Linked DNA regions of Homo sapiens: region 2 is linked to region 1. A link is an interaction called in ENCODE POLR2A ChIA-PET data of the cell type or tissue named here. Cell type or tissue: PC-9. All regions are shown on one strand. Links, peaks and the distances in the headings refer to the core of each region. The heading gives the core; the rest is flanking DNA. Region 1 overlaps EPS8L1 (EPS8 signaling adaptor L1). Region 2 overlaps TTYH1 (tweety family member 1).

Region 1 (5,361 bases), core at 147-5,146:
AGGCGCTGGGAGGTGGGTGGCATGATGATTGGAAAATAGGACTAGGAGAGTAGGGAGGGGTTAGAGGCGTGGCTTAGTTGTGTTGGGGCGGGGCTTAGGACAGATGCCAAGATTCAATTGGAGGAAAGGCCAGGAATTAACGTGAAGGAAAGATTTAAGACCACCAGACCAATCGGATTGAAAGAAAAGGGGGGCTTAAAGGAATAGAGGGGCTAGGGGCTACGGGGCAGGGGCGGGGCTACGCGAAGGGGCGGGGCTTCTGGAAGGTTTGGTCTATAACTTTGGTGATGGGACAGAGTCTGTGCACTGCGGGCTGGCAGTTCCGCAGGGAAAGGGTCAGAACCTGAAACCGACCTTACGGAAAACCTGATTTGGAATCAGGTGAGATTTAGAGGCTGGATAAGGCAATTTTTTTCCAGAGAGAGAGATGGATGGGGTCTCAATATTTTGCCCAGGCTGGTCTGGAACTCCTGGCCTCAAGCGATCCTCCCATCTTGGCCTCCCAAAATGCTGGGATTACAGGCGTGAGCCACCGTGCCCGGTCTAGAAATATAAATTGCTGTTGAGTTGGGCTTAGAGCTACCGGCAGGACTTGGTGAAAAGTGGCGGGGCTAGAATCGTTGGAATACAGCGAGCTTTAGGGGAAAACTTAGTGAAGTTAATGCAGGAACGAAGTTGGGGGCTGTATCAGGATCCCTGAGCTCTTGGCCCTGTCCCTGGCCGCAGGCTGGAGCTGTCCCCGGAGGAGGGACCCCCATACAGACCCGAGTTCTTCAGCGGCTGGGAGCCGCCGGTCACTGACCCGCAGAGCCGCGCCTGGGAGGACCCAGTTGAGAAACAGCTACAGCACGAGCGGAGGCGCCGGCAGGTGACCCAAGCGACACAGCAGGGCCGAGGCTGGGAAGTCCGGGGGCGCGGCCGGTCCGCCTGGCCCCGCCTGACCCGACTGTCTTACTTCCTACAGCAAAGCGCCCCCCAGGTCGCTGTCAATGGGTGAGTGTCCGCCCCAGGGCAGGGCAAGGGGGTCAAGGAGGGGTGCGTCCCGGGGGCTCCCGATGCTGACTCCGCCCCCTTTTTTTCTGTGTTTTTCCTTCTGTCTTCCTGGCTCTTCTCAGGTGGGTGAGATGGTGATGGGGCGGGCCGGGGCTGGGAGAGAGGGAGGAGCAGGGTGGGAGGGGGCGGGACCCAGACTTCTGGGGCTAAGGGAGTTGGGAATGGAGACCCGGATTCCTGGGCCTAAGGGAGGAAGGGGGCTGGGAGTGGGTAAAGTCTGAGAGGTTGGATCCCTGGATCCCCAAAAGGCTGGAAGAAGCCAGTTTGTTTTCCCAGGGCCTGGGAAGCACCATGCCTGGGCTCCCTAGGAGGACAGAGCCCTGGATATTGGAGGGGAGAGGCTGGGGAATTGGACCTTTGGGTTTTGAAGAAGAGCCCAAGTCTGGTGCTTGGGATCCTGGAGACCCAGAGGAGCAGGCTTGGGACTTCAAGGGCTTGGGGGCAAGTTTCTGGGAAAGTTAGGAAGTGGTAGTATCTCTGGGCCCCCGAGAGGGGTAAAGGCTGGACGATTAAACTCTTGGTTTTCCAGAGGCTCTAATGCAATTGTCTAAGTCGCTGCTGGGTGTCGGACTGGGTTAAAAGGTTTGAGGGTTAAAAGGATAAGATTGAAGCTTGAGACCTGGACTCCTAGGTCCCTGGGGGAGGAAAGAACATTCCAAGTCATGGTTCTACCAAGCAGTGGGGGCTCAGACTCTGGGTCCTGGGGGAGGGAAGGAGGTAGATGGACTAGAACTCTAGGGTCCTTGAGCAAATAGAGGGCAGACTGGAGGGAAGCAACGTGGGAGGAGACGAAAACAAAGCAGTGAGGCTGGAGGAGACAAAGGGGGGTCTGGGTGAGGGCCCGAGCAGAGGGTCTCAGCAGGGACAGCGTGCTGGGAGCTGCCGGCCCCACACAGGGGGTGCCGCGGCCCTGAAGACCCCCCCTCTCCCCTGCACAGGTAGGCCTGATCCAGGCTGAGGTCCCTCTTATTGGGGGTCAGAGCTGAAATCCCACCCCTGCCCCCAGCTGCCTGATATCGCAACCCTGGTCCCTGTTCACAGCTTCAAGTCACTTTCTCCGAGCCTCAAGTTCTTTTTTGCAGGGAAACTGGGAATAATGATTATCCGTTCCCGGAACAGTGAGAAGTCTGTGGTGTTGTAGGAACTAGCAGTTAAGGGCTTAAGGCTGTGACCAGGTTCAAGTTCAAGTCCAGCTGCCTGCAAACTAAGGCAGCATTATTCAGACCTGGGCTACCCTGGTCCCGGGCTGGCGATGCCACTCTCTTACTCTGTGACCTTTACATCCCTGTGCCTCAGCTTCCTCCTCTGTGAAAATGGAGGAGATCATAGGGTCTCTGGGGGAGGAAGAAACTGGGGGAGAGAGGGGAGTCCAAATTCATGGTTCTACCAACCGTTGTCATAAAGATCAAATTAACTAATATACGTAACAGAACAGTGCCCAGCACACAGTAAGTGGTACAGAAGTGGTAGCTATTGTTTTTTGAGACAGTCTCACTCTGTCATCAGGCTGGAGTGCAGTGGTGAGATCTCAGCTCACTGCAACTTCTGCCTGCCAGGTTCAAGCAATTCTCCTGCCTCAGCCTCCAGAATAGCTGGGACTACAGGCGCGTGCCACCACGCCCAGCTAATTTGGGTATTTTTTAGTAGAGACAGGGTTTCACCATGTTGGCCAGGATGGTCTTGATCTCTTGACCTCATGATCTGCCCGCCTCAGCCTCCCAAAGCGCTGGGATTACAGGCGTGAGCCACCGCGCCCGGCCTAGCTAGTGTTTTTATTATGCTTATGAGTTATGATATATAAAGCCCAGTGCCTATTAGATGCTCAATAAATGACAGCTGTTTCTAGCTGTGTGATGTGGGCAAGTCATTTTCTCGCTCTGAGCCTCATTCTCCTCTGTAAAATGGAATCGATGGTGGGATAGTACCCACTACATATGCCTACAGCACAATGCCAAGCAACGGAGGGAGCAAATATATTCAGTCTGTTATTCTTGTTTCAAATTTCTATTAACAGTATTAACCCGGCCCCTGCTGTGCCCCCAGCTTGGCTCTAACCCCAGCTCACACCAGCACCCTGCAGCCCAGAGCAATGGGGCTGGCTGCCTCCTTATCTCCAACCCTCCCGCTTCTCCTCAGTCACCGAGACTTGGAGCCAGAATCTGAGCCTCAGCTGGAGTCAGAGACAGCAGGAAAATGGGTCCTGTGTAATTATGACTTCCAGGCCCGCAACAGCAGTGAGCTGTCGGTCAAGCAGCGGGACGTACTGGAGGTTAGAGGAGCGGGAGGCTGAGGGGCAGGAATTAGCCAGCCCTAGCTGCAGACAGGCTCTGAACCCTCTGTTCTTTACCACACCCAGGTCCTGGATGACAGTCGTAAGTGGTGGAAGGTTCGGGACCCAGCGGGGCAGGAGGGATATGTGCCCTACAACATCCTGACACCCTACCCCGGACCCCGGCTGCACCACAGCCAAAGCCCTGCCCGCAGCCTGGTGAGCCAGCGCAGACGCTGGGATCTTGAGGGTGGAGAGGCTGGGACCAGATCCTGGGAACAAGGGGCGTGGGGATCAGCTGTCAAGAGTGCTGGAGCAGGTGGTGACTGGGGGTTCAGAAATGCATCTCCAGAAAGGGGAGAGGCTGGGACTCTGAGTCCTCTCCCTAACCCAGGTACTCTCCTCTCCTTCCTTTCAGAACAGCACTCCTCCTCCACCACCAGCCCCAGCCCCGGCCCCACCTCCAGCTCTGGCTCGGCCCCGCTGGGACAGGCCCCGCTGGGACAGCTGCGATAGCCTCAACGGCTTGGACCCCAGCGAGAAGGGTGAGTGGTGGGGACGCCGGCTGCGGGGAGCGGTCCTTATCCTTGCTTTCCAGGCAGAGAAACGGGGGCTCAGAAAGAGCAAAGGGACTCCCGTCCCATTCTGGGGACGCTGGAGCGCCCCCCCGCCCCGCCCTCTGGCCCCAGGACCCCTCGCCCTGAGCCCGCACTCCCTACCTCCCGGTTTCCCGCCTGCAGAGAAATTCTCCCAGATGCTCATCGTCAACGAGGAACTGCAGGCGCGCCTGGCCCAGGGCCGCTCGGGACCGAGCCGCGCAGTCCCAGGGCCCCGCGCCCCGGAACCGCAGCTCAGCCCGGGCTCGGACGCCTCCGAGGTCCGCGCCTGGCTGCAGGCCAAGGGCTTTAGCTCCGGGTGAGTGGGGCCGGGGCCCTCTCGGCGCGGGTTGATACGGACGCTGGGAGCGGAGCGTTCCGATCGGCCGGGAGTCGGGGGGCGGCAGTCGTGGAGACCACAGGGAGCCGGGATTAGCCCGAAGTGAGGGTCTGTCTGGTAGCAACACCCAATGGCAGGCTGTGATTGCCATGTTTTTTCAGACTCCGACTGGATTCCTTAGGGAAATCCCGTACCCTTTGAAAGCAGGATGCGGCCACGCCCCCCGGGTGGCAACATTGTGATTGGTGGGTGGGGTTCAGGAGGTGTCGGGCCTGCCCCCGCTAGAGCTAGAATGCTGTTCTGATTGGACCATCGCCGGGTGGGCGTGACATGATTGTCCGGGCTGGGGCATCCGCCGACCGGCCTGACCGCGCCCGGGCTGCCCTCGCTCAGGACCGTGGACGCGCTGGGTGTGCTGACCGGGGCGCAGCTTTTCTCGCTGCAGAAGGAGGAGCTGCGGGCGGTGAGCCCCGAGGAGGGGGCACGTGTGTACAGCCAGGTCACCGTGCAGCGCTCGCTGCTGGAGGTGAGCCGGACCGCTGGTCCCTGGGTCTGGGTAGGGTTGGGATGACGAGGGCTCGGACGCCAGGACAAAGCGATTTCCACCCCGCCCTCCAGGACAAAGAGAAAGTGTCAGAGCTGGAGGCAGTGATGGAGAAGCAAAAGAAGAAGGTGGAAGGCGAGGTGGAAATGGAGGTCATTTGACCTGCCAGGCGCCCTTCGCAAAGAGTGACGAGGCCCCGTGGGAGAACGGACTCCTCAGACTCTCCCCAATAGCGGAAGTCGATCTTCTGAAGGATGGCCAATCTGCTCCGGCCCTGGTCTTCCCCCATCCCGGTGGACAGACTTAACGATCCTTGCTGCAGTCCCTCCGGAGAGGATCTGGACTGGCTGGGAGTGGGGAGGGCGTGGAGACAGTCTACGGAAAGCGCTAGCAGACCCCCGAGAGGGTGCAGTGGAGCCCTGAGCATTGTAATATGCGGCCCAGCCTATAAACAGCCTCCGTGCTTAGCAGATGGTGTGCCAACTGCTGTCCTCTACCCGGCTACCAGGGGGCTCAGAAACCTGCCCCTCGACCCAGTCACAGCCTCATGGAACCTGGA
Region 2 (5,361 bases), core at 180-5,179, 660 kb before region 1:
GCGGCCACCATGACGGTGTCCTCATTGCTTTGACCATTAGTAATCATTCATTCATTCATTCATTTATCCGACGTCAGCTGGAGGCCCTGCCCGCGGGGCATGCGCTGAGATTTGGGAGGCCTTCCGGGATGCTGCGCTCCAGCGGGGAAGGCCGACTGGGGCTGAAAAAGCTGGAGGTCAGGACACACCCGCAGGGCAGCAGGTGCAAGAGACAGACAGGCCTGGGTTTGAAGAAGTCCAGGTTCTGCATTGTGGTCAGGCCCAGGGGCTGCACAAGCCGGGCCTCAGCTCCTTCTCCTGGGCGAGGGCAGGGAAGTGGTGGGAGCCATAAGGGTGATGCCAGGGTGAGGCAGACCCACCATCACTAGAAAATATCTTCCGGGTGCACCACTGCGAAAGCACCCCACACTTGGGAGTCCCTCGACAGACAAATCAGGGGCCTCCAAGGGAGTCTTGCTGGAGGGGAGCACTTGCGAGGCTGGGCGGAAGCAGCCAGAGACCAGGGTAAGGAGTGAAGCCCAAGCTTGTGGGGCCTGCAGAGAATGGCAGGAGGATTAACTGAGCACTTACTACGTGCCGGGCACTGTGCTGTTGTTACGGCGGGTCCTTGCTCCCGGAGCTCCCAAGATCGTGGTGGCCACTTCCAAGAGGGCAGCAAGCCTCGTGTTCTCTGACCTGGGGTTCTTGGCCTCACGGATTCCAAGGAATGGAATCCTGGGCCCTGCGGTGAGTGTTTTAGCTCTATTAGAAGCCGTGGGTCACGGAAGAGAACCGTGGAACCCAGCGACCAGTGTTCAGCTCGATCAGGATGAACCCAGGCAGTTAGCTGTGCAGGAACAATGGCGAGCCTCTAGCCCGATTGGGAGCGGCAATGGGTGTCTCCCTGGATCACGAGCACAGTGGACACCCTGCCGGATCCGGAGGGTGGAAGTCAGCGGCGGGTCTGCGACGGCGGCAAACAGCAGTGGTGGACGGCGAGCGAAAGCTCAGCTCAAGCCGTAACAGACACGGACCAGAAGAGTGTGCAGTTTCAAGTTTTAATAGAGTGAAAACAGAGTTCCCATACAACGGGAGGGGACCCAAAGTGGGTAGCCGTTGCTGGCTGGAATGCCTGGGTTTCTATCCAGATCATTGTCCCTTCCCCTGTGCTCTCAGGTGATAGATGATTGGCTATTTCTTTACTTCCTATTTTTGCCTAACTAGCACTTTAGTGAGCTCTCTTTACTACCTGATTGGTTGGGTGTGAGCTAAATTGCATGCCCCGTGTTTAAAGGTGGATGCGGTCACCTTCCCAGCTAGGCTTAGGGATTATTAGTCGGCCTCGGACATCCAGCTAGTCCTGTCTCTCACTGTGGCTTGCATGCTTGCACCTCCTGAATCATGGTGGTGGGCCCTTCACTGATATTTAAGGATTAACTTTTTTTTTTTTTCATTTTTGAGACTAAGTCTCACTCTTGTCGCCCAGGCTGGAGTGCAGTGGTGCAATCTTGGCTCACTGCAACCTCCACCTCATGGGTTCAAATGATTCTCCTGCCTCAGCCTCCCAAGTAGCTGGGATTACAGGCGTGCACCACCACGCCCGGCTAATTGTTGTATTTTTAGTAAAGACGGGGTTTCACCATGTTGGCCAGGCTGGTCTCAAACTCCTGACCTCAAGTGATCCGCCTGCCTCAGCCTCCCAAAATGCGCGGATTACAGGCGTGAGCCACCTCGCCCGGCCAAGTATTAACTATTAACTAACATCTCAGTTCCCTCGTTCACGCTCAGGCTAACCTCTAAGTGTGTCCACGTGCTTGGCACTCTCCTAAGCACTTCTAGTCATGCAGCCCACTCGAGGCAATATTCTCAAGCCAGTGTTGTTGTGCTCCCCACGTTACATGTAGGGAAACTGAGGAACGAGAGGCTAAGGTTACCGAGACAAGAGTTACCCGGCCAGTTAAGCGGAGGGGCTGGGGTTGAGACCAGGCAGCCTCTGCCTCCAGACGTCATGCCCTCCAGGGATGCGATGGGATCTTTGGTGCAGTCTTGAGAACGAGTATCTCCACTCTGCAGGGTGGGGTTGGGGATGGGGAGCTCGGAGAGAACACATCACGTGTCCCTGGTCACAGGGCACATGTGTGTGGCCCGGCCAGGGGATAGTCCCAGGTGCTCAGGACCTGTATTCTAAACCGCTCCAGTGTCCTGTCTCATGATAACACTATTTCACAGAGGACCTGGGCTGTGGCCCAGACACAGTAAACAGCAGGAGGCTGAGCTTGGAGGGTGGTGAATGTGAGGCTGAGCTGGGGGGCAGGGTGAATGCTGGTGGAGGGTTGCTGTTCCGCCGGGGTGCCTGGAGGCAGGTTTGTGGTTTCAGCCCTACCCTCTCCCCTCCCAGGTGGCTGGCCTACGTCCTCCTGCTGCTCCTGGAGCTGCTGGTCTGCCTCTTCACCCTCCTGGGCCTGGCGAAGCAGAGCAAGTGGCTGGTGATCGTGTAAGTGCAGGCAGTAGGGGGACCCAGTGCTTGCCTGGCACTCTCCTGGCAGGCAGGACCTCAGTCTTACAACTCTCCTACACGGAGGACCGTGGTCCTTCACGGCCGGGTACACACGAAGAAAAGAGAGTCAGAGCAGCCCAGGAGGGAGGCGGGGACAGACCTGAAAACAGGCAGCCCTAACAGTATGAAGTATGCTGGAATCATGGCAGAAATAATCATTGTGTTGGCAATAAAGATGAGGATGAGGCCAGGCGCGGTGGCTCACACCTGTAATCCCAGCACTTTAGGAGGCCGAGGTGGGTGGATCATGAGGTCAGGAGTTTGAGACCAGCCTGACCAACATGGAGAAACCCTGTCTCTATTAAAAATACAAAAATTAGCTGGGTGTGGTGGCATGCGCCTGTAGTCCCAGCTACTCAGGAGGCTGAGGCAGGAGAATCGCTTGAACTCAGGAGGTGGAGGTTGTGGTGAGCCAAGATCACACACCATTGCACTCCAGCCTGGGCGACAGAGTGACACTCCATCTCAAAAAAAAAAAAAAAAAAAAAAAAAGGCTGGGCGTGGTGGCTCACGCCTGTAATTCCAGCACTTTGGGAGGCCGAGGAGGGCGGATCACGAGGTCAGGAGTTCGAGACCATCCTGGCTAACACGGTGAAACCCCATCTCTACTAAAAATACAAAAATTAGCCGGGCGTGGTGGCGGGCGCCTATAGTCCCAGCTACTCGGGAGGCTGAGGCAGGAGAATCGCTTGAACCCGGGAGGCGGAGCTTGCAGTGAGCTGAGATTGCACCACTGCACTCCAGCCTGGGCGACACAGTGAGACTCCATTTCAAAAACAACAACAACAAAAAAAAAAAACAGATGAGGATGATGATCTATTGAGGGTCATGCACGCTGAGTCCTTCAGTTGCCTCCACCCCATGAAGGAGCTACCATAAGGCTCCATGTGGCCGGTCAGGGACCTGACTAAGAGCGCAGAGGGTGGCCAAGTCCAAGACTGAGCCGTCCTTAAGTGTCGTGGCAAAGCCGCAGGACCACACTGATTTCACAGCTCGCTCTACGCGCCCGACACTCTTCTCTGCACTCCCTGGAGCACCTCATGCCCCCTGTGAGGAAGGTGCTTCCTTCTGCCTGTTTTTTATTTCTGTTTTTTATTTTGAGAAGGTCTTGCTTTGTTGCCCAGACTGGAGTGCAGTGGCATGATCACGGCTCACTACAGCCTCTGTCCCCTGAGGCTCAAGTGATCCCCCCACCTCAGCCTCCAGAGTAGCTGGGACCATGGGCTTATGCCACCACTCCCGGCTAAGTTTTTTTTTTTTTTTTTTTTTTTTTTTGAGCTGCAATTTGGCTCTTGTTGTCCAGGCTGGAGTTCAGCGGCGCGATCTTGGCTCACTGCAACCTCTGCCTCCTGGGTTCAGGCAATTCTCCTGCTTCAGCCTCCCAAGTAGCTGGGATTACAGGCGTATGCCACCAAACCTGTCTAATTTTGTATTTTTAGTAGAGATGGGGTTTCTCCATGTTGGTCAGGATGGTCTCAAACTCCTGACCTAAGGTGATCCGCCCGCCTCAGCCTCCCAAAGTGCCTGGATTACAGGCATGAGCCACCGTGCCTGGCCTAAGTTTTGTATATTTTTGTAGAGATGGAGTCTTGCTATGTTGCCCAGGCTGGTCTCGAACTCCTGGCCTCAAGTGATCAGCCTGCCTCAGCCTTCCAAAGTACTGGGTTTACAGGCATGAGCTACCATGCCTGGCCCTTCTCCCTGTTTAACAGAGGGAGAGACTGAAGATCAGAGAGGTTGGACCACTTGCTCAGGGCCACACAGCTAGAAGTGCTAGAGCTGGGATTTGAACCAGACAGGCCATTCTCATTGGAGGAGTCCCTGCATTCTCTCTGGCCCTGGTGGGGTGAGGCAGAGTTGAACCTGTACCTCCATTGCCCCTGAGAGAGTGGGAGAGACCCCGCGTAAGGCTTGCAGACCCATAAACCTAGCCAACACAGGGCAGGTCTGGGACTGGAAGCCAGGCCTTCAGTTTGGGGACCCCTGGGTGCCCTTCTTGCTTACTGGTCACCCTACCAATGCTGACACGCCCCCTGCACCCCTCCCCACCCGGAAAGTCCAGAGACTTTCAGATTTCAGCCCTGGCACTGTCTCCCATTCTCAGAGGAGACAGGGCAGAGCCAGAGGCTGATCAGGCTGTGGGTGGACTTGGGGGAGCCTTCGGGGGAAGTGAGCCCAGAGGTGAGCAGTCACCGTCCCAGGGTCCTGGAGCTGGGATCCAAGCTGCGACCACCCAGCCCAGGGCCCTGCTCATACCCCACACCCTGCTCATCTGGGCAGGAGCCAGATGTCCAGCTGGACATCAGCAGCCACTGGCCTACCCCCAACCACTGAACTTGTGTTTCCCTAATTCTGATCCTCCAGGCTCCAGAGGTGGGTGGAGGTGGGGGGCGGCTGTGATGGGATTTGGGGTGTGGAAAGAGGCTAGGCTAGGAGATTAAGAACCCCGGGCTGATCCTCCCTCCCCCACTCTAGGATGACAGTCATGAGTCTCCTGGTTCTCGTCCTGAGCTGGGGCTCCATGGGCCTGGAGGCAGCCACGGCCGTGGTGAGTGCCAGGGCCGGGCCATTGGGCTCTGGGACTCAGGGGGCCTGGAGACTTCAACTTCTGGATCTCGGGATGGCATGGCTTAGTAGAGAAAGGAATTGGGGGGCACGATCACAGCTCTGAGGTTTAGGGCTTGTTTCCTGGGGCCTGAGTGGGTACAGATTGGTGTCCTGGACGTTTGAGCTGTAATGGAGGAGGGGCTGGAAACCTGGATTCCTAGGTCTGAGGGAGGAGGGGCTGGGGGTCTGGACTCCTGGGTGTGAGGGAGGAGAAGCTG

Evidence for each region. ChIA-PET counts read pairs that join two places held together with the same protein. Peaks named below come from ENCODE experiments on the same cell type or tissue, not always from the same donor. Only the 100,000 strongest peaks of a DNase experiment are listed, where the experiment ranks them.
Region 2: POLR2A ChIA-PET joins it to region 1 with 7 read pairs; 2 of 35 experiments call an interaction of 5 or more read pairs at or near these places.

The regions. Positions count from the first base shown.
Region 1 is chr19:55,082,652-55,088,012 of GRCh38, forward strand. It overlaps EPS8L1 (EPS8 signaling adaptor L1), which reads left to right. Exons shown (of 20, transcript NM_133180.3): 13 at 727-868; 14 at 965-993; 15 at 3,190-3,322; 16 at 3,410-3,541; 17 at 3,741-3,867; 18 at 4,063-4,237; 19 at 4,652-4,784; 20 at 4,877-5,272. The coding sequence ends at 4,963. Among named protein-coding and RNA genes, the nearest start is that of EPS8L1, 9.5 kb to the left of the region's middle. In PC-9, for the core only: no CTCF peak of the experiment used is centred there; no DNase peak of the experiment used is centred there.
Region 2 is chr19:54,424,296-54,429,656 of GRCh38, forward strand. TTYH1 (tweety family member 1) reads left to right here. Exons shown (of 14, transcript NM_020659.4): 5 at 2,378-2,473; 6 at 5,012-5,084. Among named protein-coding and RNA genes, the nearest start is that of TTYH1, 12 kb to the left of the region's middle. In PC-9, for the core only: no CTCF peak of the experiment used is centred there; a DNase peak (open chromatin) is centred at 2,356; H3K4me3 peaks cover 563 bases; H3K27me3 peaks cover 118 bases.